2 separate regions of the Homo sapiens genome follow, and region 1 is linked to region 2. A link is an interaction called in ENCODE POLR2A ChIA-PET data of the cell type or tissue named here. Cell type or tissue: Panc1. All regions are shown on one strand. Region 1 overlaps YIF1B (Yip1 interacting factor homolog B, membrane trafficking protein). Region 2 overlaps SIPA1L3 (signal induced proliferation associated 1 like 3).

What was found. ChIA-PET counts read pairs that join two places held together with the same protein. Peaks named below come from ENCODE experiments on the same cell type or tissue, not always from the same donor. Only the 100,000 strongest peaks of a DNase experiment are listed, where the experiment ranks them.
Region 1: POLR2A ChIA-PET joins it to region 2 with 5 read pairs; 3 of 35 experiments call an interaction of 5 or more read pairs at or near these places.

Annotation. Positions count from the first base shown.
Region 1 is chr19:38,311,244-38,315,243 of GRCh38, forward strand. All of the region lies in intron 1 of YIF1B (Yip1 interacting factor homolog B, membrane trafficking protein), which reads right to left. Among named protein-coding and RNA genes, the nearest start is that of YIF1B, 2.7 kb to the right of the region's middle. In Panc1, no CTCF peak of the experiment used is centred here; no DNase peak of the experiment used is centred here; H3K4me3 peaks cover 579 bases; H3K27ac peaks cover 1,102 bases.
Region 2 is chr19:38,177,017-38,181,016 of GRCh38, forward strand. The region is part of intron 15 of SIPA1L3 (signal induced proliferation associated 1 like 3); the gene reads left to right. Among named protein-coding and RNA genes, the nearest start is that of SNORD152, 16 kb to the left of the region's middle. In Panc1, no CTCF peak of the experiment used is centred here; no DNase peak of the experiment used is centred here.

The sequences.
Region 1 (4,000 bases), 130 kb after region 2:
ACCACTGCACTCCAGCCTGGGCAACACAGTGAGACCCTGTCTCAAAAAAAAAAAACAAAAAACAAAAAACAGAATAAATGACCACTCCCAATTTACAGGTGTGGAAACCAAGGCCCAGACAGCTAAAATGACTTGTGCAAAGGGCCAAACTGAGTGAGTGGCAGAGCAGGAGTCCAGCCCTGCTGTGCCTGATAAATATTACAATAATCCTGTGGATGAACTCATCTCATCTTCACAACCACCCTGTTTCTGCCAGCTGCCAATGCTATCATCATCCCCATTTTACATATGAGAAAAGCAAGCCCTAAAGAGGCTCAGGCCTTTGCCCAAAGTCATAGTATGAGAGCCAGGTTTCAAAAGTTTTTAAAAGGTCCCTGTGGCCTCACGTGGGGAACAGATGAGGGGTGGGCAGGGAAGGGAGAGAGGCTGCTGGGGTGATCCAGGTGGGAGACCATGGCAGACAGGACTGGGGGTGTAAAAGAGGAATGGGTTATTTCTGGATCAGTTTCAGAGCTAGGAGGGACAGGACTTGCTGAGGGGTGCTCAGAGGAGGTGTGTTAAGAAGTGGGAAGAGGCCAGGCGCAGTGGCTTACGCCTGTAATCCCAGCATTTTGGGAGGCCAAGGCAGGTGGATCACCAGGTCAGAAATTCAAGACCAGCCTGGCCAACATGGTGAAACCCCATCTCTACTAAAAATACAAAAATGAGCTGGGCATGGTGGTGCGTGCCTGTAATCCCAGCTACTCCGGAGGCTGAGGCAGGAGAATTGCTTGAACCGGGACCGGGGAGGTGGAGGTTGCAGTGAGCCAAGATCGCGCCACTGCACTCCAGCCTGGGCTACAGAGCGAGACTCCATCTCAAAAAAACAAAACAAAACAAAACAAAAAACGTGGTAAGAGGCTGGGCATGGTGTCTCACGTCTATAATCCCAGCACTTTGCGAGGCTGAGACAGGCAGATCACCTGAACTCAGTTCAAGACCAGCCTGGCCAACATAGTGAAACCCCATCTCTACAAAATATAAAATAGCAGGGCATGGTGGCGTGCACCTGTAGTCCCAGCTATTCAAGAGGCTGAGGTGAGAGGACTGCTTGAACCTGGGATGTCAAGGCTGCAGTGCCAAGATCATGCCACTGCACTCCAGCCTGGGCGACACAGCAAGGCCCTCTTTAAAAAAAAAAGAAGTGGGAAGAGCCAATACTGTCTCTATAGATCCTGGTTTGAGTAATGAGGCAAATGGGAGTGCTCTCTACTGAGATGGAGAAAATAGGGAGGGCGGGATTTGAACCCAGCACTCTGCCTCCAGGGCCTCTGTTCCTAATCAATAACCAATGCTACCCTGCAAATATCTGCTGAGATCCTACTATGTGCCACCCACTATTGCAGGCACAGGGAATGAGTGATCAGATGACAGTGGGAATGGGGAGAGGAATCGAATTATCCACGTCATGACTTTCTCTGCACCTGGATGTTCTCATCTACACAACGGAGTTAACTGTCCCACCTTGCAGAGCTGTTGTGACACTCATAAACTCCTTGGCCCCACAGAAAGCAGTCCATCCATGTCACTCCTGATCAGCTACTAGCCTCGAACCCTTCCTCTCAATTATTCGAAGCCTGAAGACGGACCCAGGTCTCCTCAATTCCAAGGCAAGCAGCACTGGCCCCAGCCTCTCTGCAAGCCCCACTTCCCTTTTCTTTCCCCTACTTCTTCTTCTTTTTTTTTTAGACAGATTCTCGCTCTTGTCACCCAGGCTGGAGTGCAATGGTGCGATCTCGGCTCACCACAACCTCCACCTCCCGGGTTCAAGCAGTTCTCCTGCCTCAGCCTCCTGTGTAGCTAGGATTATAGGCGCACGCCACCAAGCCCAGGTAATTTTTGTATTTTTAGTAGAGATGGGGTTTCACCATTTTGGGCAGGCTGGTCTCGAACTCCTGAGCTCAAGTGATCTGCCTGCCTTGGCCTCCCAAAGTGCTGGGATTACAGGCGTGAGCCACCAGTGCCTGACCCAGAGTGATCTTTTTTTTTTTTTTTTGAGACGGAGTCTCACTGTCACCCAGGCTGGAGTGCAGTGGCGTGATCTCAGCTCACTGCAAGCTCCGCCTCCCGGGTTCACGCCATTCTCTTGCTTCAGCCTCCCAAGTAGCTGGGACTACAGACGCCCACCACCACGCCCGGCTAATTTTTTTGTATTTTTAGTAGAGACGGGGTTTCACCGTGTTAGCCAGGATGGGCTTGATCTCCTGACCTCATGATCCGCCCGCCTCGGCCTCCCAAAGTGCTGGGATTACAGGCGTGAGCCACCTAACCCGGCCCAGAGTGATCTTTTTAAATACAAATAAGACCACGTCATCCTCTGCCTAAGATCACTATTCACTGTGCTCTGAAAAAAATCCAAAGGCCTGCTAGGCCCTGCATGACCCACTCCTGCCAACCACCATGGTTTGCAACCTCTCCTGGGGATCCCATGCACCAGCCAGCCACATGGCCTTTCAGGCCCCGACTCTGCCAAGCTCCTTGCCCCCACTGGCTTTTGAATATGCAGAGCTTTCATCCTGGAACAACCTCCCTCCATCAGCACCTCCCAATATCACACAGAGGCCCCTGCCTTTGCAGAGACCTTCCTCACTCCTCCCTGTAATGCACTAACCTCGTCTGGTTCCTTCTCATAACATGTGGTGCTTTCTTTTTCTCTTCTGAGCACTCACAATAATTTCTGAATATATATTCATATGTCTACTTGTTTACTTGGCACAGGCCTCCAATGCCTTTCCTTCTCTCTCTCTTTTTTTTCTTTTCTTGAGGCGTTGTTTCGCTCGTTGCCTAGGCTGGAGTGCAATGGCGCAATCTTGGCTCACTGCAACCTCCGCATCCTGGGTTCAAGCGATTCTCCTGCCTCAGCCGCCCGAGTAGCTGGAATTACAGGTGCGCGCCACCACGCCCGGCTAATTTTTTTTTTTTTTTTTTTTGAGATGGAGTCTCACTCTGTCACCCAGGCTGGAGTGCAGTGGTGAAATCTCGGCCCACTGCACCCTCCACCTCCCAGGTTCAAGCAATTCTTCTGCTTCAGCCTCCTGAGTAGCTGGGACTACAGGCGCACACCACCACGCCCAGCTAAATTTTCTATTTTTAGTAGAGATGGGGTCTCACCATGTTGGCCAGGCTGGTCTCGAACTCCTGACCTCGTGATCCTCCCACCTCGGCCTCCCAAAATCCTGGGATTATAGGTGTGAACCACTGCGCCCAACCTAATTTTTTTGCATTTTTAGTAGAGATGGGGTTTCATCATGTTGGCCAGGCTGGTTGGCTGGGCACCGTGACTCATGCCTGTGATCCCAGCACTTTGGGAGGCCAAGGCAGGTGGATCACCCTCTTTTTTTTTTTTTTTTTTTTTTTTTGAGGCGAAGTCTTGCTCTGTCGCCCAGGCTGGTGCAATCTCGCCTCAGTGCAACCTCTGCCTCCTGGGTTCAAGTGATTCTCAAGCCTCAGACTCCCAAGTAGCCGGGATTACAGGTGCTCGCCACCACACCCGGCTAATTTTGTGTACTTTTATTAGAGATAGGATTTTGCTGTTACCCAAGCTGGTCTCCAACTCCTGGCCCCAAGTGATTCGCCCACCTCGACCTCCCAAAGTGCTGAGATTATAGGTGTAGGCCAGCACGCCCAGCCTGCCCTCTCACTACAAATCTCCTTCTCCTGGGTAACTTTTCATGATCAGAATTATCCTCTTCCATGCCGGGTGCGGTGGCTCACGCCTGTAATCCCAGCACTTTGGGAGGCCTAGGCGGGCGGATCACCTGAGGTCGGGAGTTTGAGACCAGCTTGACCAACATGGAGAAACCCCGTCTATACCACCCCGGGCGTGGTGGCCTGCGCCTGTAATCCCAGCTACTTGGGAGGCTGAGGCAGGAGAATCGCTTGAACCCGGGAGGCGGAGGTTGCGGTGACCTGAGATCGCGCCATTGCACTCCAGCCTTGGCAACAAGAACAAAACTAGGTC
Region 2 (4,000 bases):
CATGCCACTTAACCCTTACCTTGCAAGAAATACAGTGACTTTTTAAAAATTCTAGTTTAGCTGGGCCGGGCGCGGTGGCTCACTCCTGTAATCCTAGCACTTTGGGAGGCCAAGGTGGGCAGATCATGAGGTCAGGAGATCGAGACCACCCTGGCTAACACGGTGAAACCCCATCTCTACCAAAAATAGAAAAAACTAGCCAGGTGTGGTGGTGGGCGCCTGTAGTCCCAGCTACTCAGGAGGCTGAGGCAGGAGAATGACGTGAACCTGGGAAGCGGAGGTTGCAGTGAGCTGAGACTGCGCCACTGCACTCCAGCCTGGGTGACAGAGCAAGACTCCATCTCAAAAAAAAAAAAAAAAATTCTAGTTTATTTTGCCAGGCGCAGTGACTCATGCCTGTAATCCCAGCTCTCAGAGAGGCAGAGGCAGGAGGATAGCTTGAGCACAGGAGTTCGAGACCTGCCTGGGCAATTTAGTGAGACCCCATTCCCCACAAAAAGGGGGAAAAAAGGACAAAAAAAAGTATAAAATTCTACTTTATTTCTTTTTTTCTCTATACATATGTGTGTATATCTATCTATATATTTTTTCCCTTAAATACACAGAATCATGTTTTATACCATGCATCGTTTCCATTTACTATAGTTCAGACCATCTGTCCTCATACATAAACAGAGATTGACCTTTGCACTGGCTGCATAGTTTTTGATCATAAGGATATGCTTGCGGCAGGGCGCAGTGGCTCATGCCTGTGATCCCAGCACCTTGGGAGGTCGAGGCAGGTGGATCACTTGAGGCCAGAAGTTCAAGACCAGCCTAGCCAACATGGTGAAACCCCGTCTCTACTAAAAATACAAAAATTATCCAGGCATGGTGGTGAATGCCTATAATCCCAGCTACTCAGGAGGCTGAGGCACAAGAATCGCTTGAACCCCGGAGGCGCAGAGGTTGCAGCGAGCCGAGATCACACCACTGCACTCCAGCCTGGCCATTTCCAACTTTTCCTGATTATAAACAGTACTACAGAGACCGTCCTCATACCTGCCTGTGTGTGCTTGTGCAGGCTTTTGGTGTGTGTGTGTGTGTGTGTGTGTGTGTGTGTGTGTGTGTGTGTGTGTGTGTTTTGTAGCTAAGACTATGGGACTATGGGCATGTGCTATTATTCCTGGCTATTTTTATTTTTTTGTGGAGGCAGGGTCTCTAGGGCTGGGCATGGTGCCTCACAACTGTAATCCTAGCACTTTGGGAGGCTGGGGTGGGAGGATCATTTGAGCCCCGGAGTTCAAGACCAGCCTGGGCAACATAGCAAGACCCCGTCCCTAGATAGAGTCTCTACAGCAACTCCTGGGCTCCAGCAGTTCTCCCACCTAAGCCTCCCAGAGTGCTGGGATTACAGCATGAGCCACCATGCCCGGCCTTGTGCAGGCTTTTCTATTGCATGGATTTCTGGGAGGCCAAATGTCTTGTTTTTGTTTTTGAGATGGAGTCTCACTCTGTCGCCCAGGCTGGAGTGCAATGGTGCGATCTCGGCTCACTGCAACCTCCGCCTCCCAGATTCATGCCATTCTCCTGCTTCAGCCTCCCGAGTAGCTGGGACTACAGGCGCCCACCACCATGCCCAGCTAATTTTTTTGTATTTTTAGTAGAGACAGGGTTTCACTGTGTTAGCCAGGATGGTCTCGATCTCCTGACCTCATGATCTGCCCGTCTTGGCCTCCCAAAGTGCCGGGATTACAGGCATGAGCTACCACACCCAGCCAGGCCAAATGTTAAGCTGAAGCCAGTCATCCTTCAGTTCTCAGTTCTGATGCTCTTGTCTCCTGGGGAAAGCATTCCTGACCATTCTTGGTGTTACATGCTTCAGTAGTTCCCTGGACATCTCCTCACCAATGCCTACTCTTTGCTCCATTGATAGATGTTGCTAAATTGTGGAAAGCATTACATAGTTGCTGTTTCAATCCAGTCGGACAATCCCTGCCTTTTGATGGGAGTGTTCAGACCATTCACGTTAAATGTAATTATTACTGCTAATGGTTGGATTTGCATTAGCCATTTTGCTATTGTTTCTGTATGTCTACTATCTTTCTTGCTCCTCTGTTCTTCCTTACTGCCTTATACTGTAGTAAATAAATACAGTTTCAGGCCGGATGTGGTGGCTTACACCTGTAAAATCCCAGCACTTTGGGAGGCCCAGGCGGGCAGATCACCTGAAGTCAGGAGTTCGAGACCAGCCTGGCCAGCATGGCAAAACCCTGTCTCTACTAAAAATACAAAAATTAGCTGGGCGTGGTGGCATGCACCCGTAATCCCAGCTACTCAGGAGGCTGAGGCAGGAGAATCGCTTGAGCCAGGGAGGCGGAGGTTGCAGTGGGCCAAGGTTGCACCACTGCCCTCCAGCCTAAGTGACAGAGTAAGACTCTGTCTCAAAAGTTAAAAATAAAAAATATATATAATTTAGTATAACATTTGGATTCTACTCTTGTGTAACTATCTTTTTAGTTATTATAATGTGCGTCTATCACTGCAATTCAGGTTAATACTAAATTCCAATAAAATATAAAACTTTTCTCCAATATTGTCCTATTTCCTTCTCCCTTTTTTGTGCTCTGTTTATCATAAACATCCATATGTGTTTTAACCCAGCAGTATAGTATTGTCATTATTGCCTTATACAGTCTTATGTCTTTAAGGAAGTTAAGAGAAGAAATAAGAAAGCATATACTTTTATAGAATCTTATTTTAAACCACAGTTTGCCATCTTGGGCTATTCATTTCTGTCTACTGACTCAGGTCATTGTCTAGAGTCATTTCTTTCAGCCTGAGGACTTTTTTTTTCTTTTTTTTTAGATGGAGTCTCACTCTGTCACCCAGGCTAGAGTGCAGTGGCGCAATCTCAGCTCACTGCAACCTCTGCCTCCTGGGTTTAAGCAGTTCTCCTGCCTCAGCCTCCTGAGTAGCTGAGATTACAGGTGCCCGCCACCACTCAGTTAATTTTTGTATTTTTAGTAGAGATGGGGTTTCACCATATTGGCCAGGCTGCGAGCTCTCCTGACAGGCGATCCACCTGCCTTGGCTTCTCAAAGTGCTGGGATTAACCCGAGGAGTTTTAAAATTATTTTGTATCAGGCAGGTGTGCTAGCAACAAATTCTCTCCATCTCTGTTTATATAGGAACATCTTTCTGTTGCCTTCATTTTTCAAGGATGGTTTTGCTGGGTATAGAATTCCTGGTTAACAGTTGTTTTCTTTCAGCACTTTAAAAGTTACATTTTATTTCATTCTTTTAAATGAGAAGTCAGCAATTAATTGTGTTTTTTTTTCTTTTTTATAGAAGTGGGGTCTCACTGTGTTTCCCAGGCTGGTTTCCAACTCCTGGGCTTGAGTGATCTTCCCGTCTTGGCCTCCCAAAGTGCTGGGATTATAGGCCTGCTAATTGTATTGATGCTCCTCTATATGCGATGCATCATCTTTTTCTTGATGCTTTCAAGATGTTTATCTTAGCATTTTTCTTTTTTTCTTTTCTTTTTTTTTTTTTTTTTGAGACAATTTCACTCTTTTTGCCCAGGTTGGAGTGCAACGGCATAATGGCGTGATCTCGGCTCACCGCGACCTCCGCCTCCCGGGTTCAAGCGATTCTCCTGCTTCAGCCTCCCAAGTAACTGGGATTATATGGATGCGCCACCACACCTGGCTAATTTTTTTGTATTTTAGTAGAGATGTAGTTTCTCCATGTTGGTCAGGCTGGTCTCGAACTTCTGAGCTCAGGTTATCTGCCCGCCTTGGCCTCCCAAAGTGCTGGAATTACAGGCGTGAGCCACCGCGCCCGGCCAGCATTTAACTTTCAACTCCTTTTCTAGGTGTGAATCTCTTTGTATTTTTCCTACTTGGTGTTTGTTGAGCTTCTTGGATGTGTAAGGTTTTCATCAGATTTAAGAAGTTTCCAACCATTATTTCTTCAAATATTTTTTCTGCCCCTTCTCTCCTCTCCTTCCAAAGTTCCT